Regions from separate parts of the Homo sapiens genome. Here region 2 is linked to region 1. A link is an interaction called in ENCODE POLR2A ChIA-PET data of the cell type or tissue named here. Cell type or tissue: PC-9. All regions are shown on one strand.

What was found. ChIA-PET counts read pairs that join two places held together with the same protein. Peaks named below come from ENCODE experiments on the same cell type or tissue, not always from the same donor. Only the 100,000 strongest peaks of a DNase experiment are listed, where the experiment ranks them.
Region 2: POLR2A ChIA-PET joins it to region 1 with 6 read pairs; 5 of 35 experiments call an interaction of 5 or more read pairs at or near these places.

The regions. Positions count from the first base shown.
Region 1 is chr22:44,955,710-44,958,209 of GRCh38, forward strand. All of the region lies in intron 2 of PHF21B (PHD finger protein 21B), which reads right to left. Among named protein-coding and RNA genes, the nearest start is that of PHF21B, 53 kb to the right of the region's middle. RefSeq lists an enhancer at 590-1,359. In PC-9, a CTCF peak has its summit at 1,728 (motif pointing right); no DNase peak of the experiment used is centred here; H3K27me3 peaks cover 2,500 bases.
Region 2 is chr22:44,868,725-44,871,224 of GRCh38, forward strand. No RefSeq gene overlaps it. Among named protein-coding and RNA genes, the nearest start is that of ARHGAP8, 120 kb to the left of the region's middle. RefSeq lists enhancers at 1-679, 1-436, 1,349-2,260. In PC-9, no CTCF peak of the experiment used is centred here; a DNase peak (open chromatin) is centred at 1,467; H3K27ac peaks cover 1,440 bases.

The DNA.
Region 1 (2,500 bases):
ACCGGCGTTCCAGAGTCTCCAGTTTCCAGGTGGTGGATCACGGGACTTCTCAGCCTCCACCATTGCAGGAGCTGGTTCCCCAGATCAATCCCCGTATGCATCCCCATCTGTATCCCATTGGTTCTGCTCTCTGGCGAGCCCTGACTGATGTGGGTGCTTAGAATTGAGTCGGGCCATGGTCAGCACTCAAAGACGCTTCCGTCATATTACAGATGAGGAGAGTGGTGAGGCTGAGGGCACGCACTTCCCTGGCAGTTCTATATGAGCCCTGGCCCACGACAGGGAGGCACGGTGCTTTGTCCTGGGCACAGCGATGAACAACACAACTGTCTCCTCCCACCCCACAACGTCCAGCCATCAGCCCGCGAGGAAGGGGACTGAGCCCTCCAGCTTGACGACACAGCGGTGGGAGCACAGGGGAGATGCTCTGTGTGCTCTGCACAAGCAACGTCCCACCAGGCTGGACTCAATGGGTTGGAGATACAGGGGAACCAAGGGAGGAGGCTCCCTGGGGAGGGGGATTTTGCCTGGGGGAGAAGCTGAGCAGGAAGAGGAAGGCTATTTGGAGAGCCGCCCCAATGCTAGGGCACCCAGTCTATGAGGCAGAGGCCCGACCCAGGGGCCCGAGAATCAGTACTTTCTTACCCTGACGAGTGTATCTTTTCCTCATTACTCAACACTTAACGGGGTGACAGCCTGGATTAAACAGTAAGTCATCTGCAGCCCCATTAGGGCCCCAGCAAGATGGCTCCAAATTAAATCTAACAGTCAATGAAATCGTCAATATTTAATTTACTCATTGCAGGTGGCAATTTAGCCCTTGTGACAATATCGTTTAATGGCAGAAATACTGGGATTTATCACACATTATGGGACTGCAGAGCTGCCGAGCTTCCTTCACGAGGCGGCTGCTGCCCAGGGAGACCTCGAGGGACCCTCCACAAGCGACCCCAGGAGGTCTGAAGCCCAAGGCCAGTGGGACCATGAGGCCTGACCACCGGAAAGGCCCAGGGGACCTCTTGCTGGGCCCACCCAAGGCAGTGCTTTCTGTTTCTGGAATCCACTTTGGAAACAGAAAACTTGGGCTAAGGGACAGAGGCCCCTCCACGCGGTGGGCTCTCCCTCCTCCTCCGACCTCCCTCCCTTCTCATCAAAGCTGTACCCCAGATGCTCAGGGCTGGGCCTGCAGCATTCAGGAGCCAACCGAGTGAAGAGAGACAATGGCCACATCCACTCACCAACCACAGGGAAAGAGGAGGCAGCCGTCACGCCTCAGTCCTGGGCTCCATCCTCGTCCCAGCCCTCCTGCTGGTGGTGGGAGCTGTACCCAGAGGTCACTGCCCACACGGCAGTCCAATGGCCACCTCCACCTCAGCACCGCCCCCTCCCTCCTCCCTCTGAGCTCACAGCTGCCTCGTCCTGCGCATTCTTCTGTACCTGTGGCCTCCCTGGCTGTGGACCCACAGCCTCTGCAGGGGACTGCAGTCTCTGAAAGCCAGGCTGAGAACACAGTTGCACAGTGCTCACCCAGCCTCAGAGGGTCAGGCACCGGACGGTGCACTTTACAACAATTAGCTCTTCTGGAAAAAGTTGTTTCGGTTTTTTCCCTGATCCTTTGCATGAAAAACCCTCTGAAGGTACAAAGCAAATTCCTGAACTGACTGTAGAAGGAGTGAGAGAGACCTGGGCTGCCGCACAGGGCTGGCATGCGGGCCCCTCACAGCCTTCCTCTGGGGCTTGCCACTGTCCGTCCTCATGCTGCCTCCAGAGGGAGTTCTCAAATCCATTTTATGTGTATTTAAATAACGTATGCACAGAATCAATAGTCAGCCCTCTCTTTCTTCTACCGCTGCTTTTTTTCTCCTGCCTTGAGTTCCCATTTGTTTGGCGTTCTGGGTTCCTCCTGCTAATTTTTCCTAAGTTCCCTGATAGAATTATAAAACCCTTTCCTGTGCAAACACACCAGGCATCAGTTCCCTGTTGCTAACCTAAATAGGTTTCTCTCCAGGCTGCTGGGGCCCCCTCTCCTGAATTTAGATCTGCTGTTTTTCTGGGCTTAATTCCTTTATTTCAGTAGAATGCCTCACCCAGTATCTTTCTGAGAAAGGCGACGCATGAAATAAGCATTCTAAACCCGTTCAGGCCTTGTGTGTCTAAAAGCAGAACTCTAGCTGGACCTGATCACCACTGGACATTTTTTTTTTTTTTTTGAGATGGAGTTTCGCTCTTGTTGCCCAGGCTGGAGTGCAATGGCGCGATCTCGGCTCACCACAACCTCCACCTCCCAGGTTCAAGCGATTCTCCTGCCTCTGCCTCCCGAGTAGCTAGGATTACAGGCATGTGCTATCATGCCTGGCTAACTTTTTGTATTTTTAATAGAGACGGGGTTTCTCCATTTGGTCAGGCTGGTCTCGAACTCCCGACCTCAGGTGATCTGCCCACCTTGGCCTCCCAAAGTGCTGGGATTACAGGTGTGAGCCACCACGACAGCCCCCATCCC
Region 2 (2,500 bases), 87 kb before region 1:
TGGAACGCCGACAGACTCGCGTCTTAAGAGCCGACCTCGCCGAAGACACCGTTCCTGGCCCTTTTAAGGGCTTACAACTCTAAGGGGTTCCACGTGAACGGGTCGTGATGGATTGAGAGCACGTGTGGTTAGAGGTCGGGGGGTAATCTTTTAACCTCAGGCCGGGTCATCGGTGGCACCGGCTGGTCTTGCCACTGACTTCATTCCTGTTGTTTTTCAACGTTTACTTCCTCCTCCTCTTCAGAGACAGGAGACAGTAAGAGAAGTGGCTTCTCTCCTCGTTCCCATGAGGTCAAACACAAGTTAAATTCCACCATTTTGCCTCCTAGTGCTCGTGTGTGAACTCGCTCGCCCAACTCCTGAGATCTTTGTCGGGGGAAGCTTATTACCATGGCACCAGCTTCAGGTGATTCTATTCAGAGGCTGCGTTCCCTGGTTCTGGCTGCAAACAATTACAATTATAGAGAAACAGTAACAACTGCCTGCCATCACGTGGCCACCTGACTCTCCTAGTGGGGGTGGGGGGAGCCCTCCCCTGCCCCGCTCCCGTCTGACTAGCTACTACTGTAACAAATTGAGAAAGCGGTCTTTCAGGAGGCCCACAGGTGGAAACTGAAGTTTCCCTACAGCTGCCCAGAGGCCCTGATCTGTGGATGAGGGCCTTTGCTAACTGGTCACTGTGATTCAGACGGACTCACCGCCCGGTCACTGGCCCTGCAGACAGCTGGCTCTTGAGGACTGGCACAGCTAACCAGGCCTGGCTTCCTCTCTGGGGAGTGACAGTCAGAATATTCTCTACTCTTCCCATGGGAGGAGGCATGGGGAGGCCAGGAATATTAATCCTACTGGATGAGTTTCTCCTGTGAGGACACTGGAGTAGGTCTGTGTGCCCTCTGATATTCTCATTCCTAGTGTGCACATGAGAATCCAGAGGCCCCCCACAGAACAGTAAGAGAACACACCTGAAGTCACACAGCTAGTGAGTGGCAGAGCTGGGATTTGAACCAGGGCAACCCCATGTTTTTCCACGGAGCTGTGGGAGCCAAAGGGAGACACCTGGGCCTTGGGCTTCCCATCTATACAGTGGGTTTTGTTTTTCGTCTGTTTGTTTTGAGACAGAGTCTCGCTCTAACCCCCAGGCTGGACTGCAGTGGCACAATCTCGGCTCACTGCAAACTCCACCTCCTGGGTTCAAGCGACTCTCCTGCTTCAGCCTCCCAAGTAGCTGGGATTACAAACACACACCACCATGCCCAGTGAATATTTTTTATTTTAGTATAGATGGGGTTCCACCATGTTGCCCAGGCTGGTCTCAAACTCCTGAGCTCAGGCAATCCACCCAACTCGGCCTCCCGGAGTGCTAGGATTACAGGCATGAGCCACTGCACCTGGCCCTACAATGGGTTTTTACACTGCCTACTCCCAGCTCTGAGAACGCCAGTCAGAGACCAAAAATCCTGAGCTAGGATCAGCCCCACCTTTTGCAGTGACTCAGCAAGTTTAATCCACACTGGGTTGTCAGCTGTCACCATCAGCCCACGTTTAGGCAGGAAACAGAGATGCATGGCGGTGCCCCTGGCAGCCTCTGCACTGAAGTCCTTTGAGAGGCTCCAGGTCCCTGCTCACCCCCCACCAGCCCTCATCCAGCTTAGAGCAGGAGGACTGCACCTCATGCCCTCACTGCTTCAGGGCTCCAGGGAGCAGGACTACAGGCACCCAGCCCTGAGCCCTATCCTTCGGAGGAACCACCAGGGCCTGTGGGCCTCAGTGAGGCTTTCTGGACTCCTCTTCCCCTTTCCCCTCCCGGCTCCTTCTTCCCCACTGGTCTCTTGTCCAATGCCTGGCTACGCCTTCCTCCTCCCTTCATTCATGTTTTTACTCCCTCCCGCACCTTCACCATACATGATCTGTTTTTCTGTTCTTTTTAGCTCTCACTCCTAGCTAACCTAGGCCAGAATGATTCTTTTATGCATCTTGAAAGTTGATTATTGTTTTATTTCTTTTCTACTCTGCTACAAAGTCTTTTTTTCCTTTTTCTTGAAATGGAGTTTCACTCCATCGCCCAGGCTGGAGTGCAGTGGTGCAATCTTGGCTTACTACAACCTCCGCCTCCCAGATTCAAGTGGTTCTCCTGCCTCAGCATCTCTAGTAGCTGGGATTACAGGCGCCCGCCACCACGCCTGGCTTTTTTTTTTTTTTTTTTGTAATTTTAGTAGAGACGGGGTTTCACCATGTTGGCCAGGCTGGTCTCGAACTCCTGACCTCAGGTGATCCACCCACCTCGGCCTCCCAAAGTGTTGGGATTATAGGCGTAAGCCACCGCGCCTGGCCTAAAGCCTTTTTCTTTTGATTCACTCATTCATTCTTTTTTTTAAAAACTGCAACCTTCCAGCTCTGACCAAACACATCCAGGCACAAGGCACCCAGACCAGGCCTGAGTGGGATCCCCAAGAATGGCTCGATTTGGAGCCCGAGGCAATCAGCCACCTGTCTCCCTGGC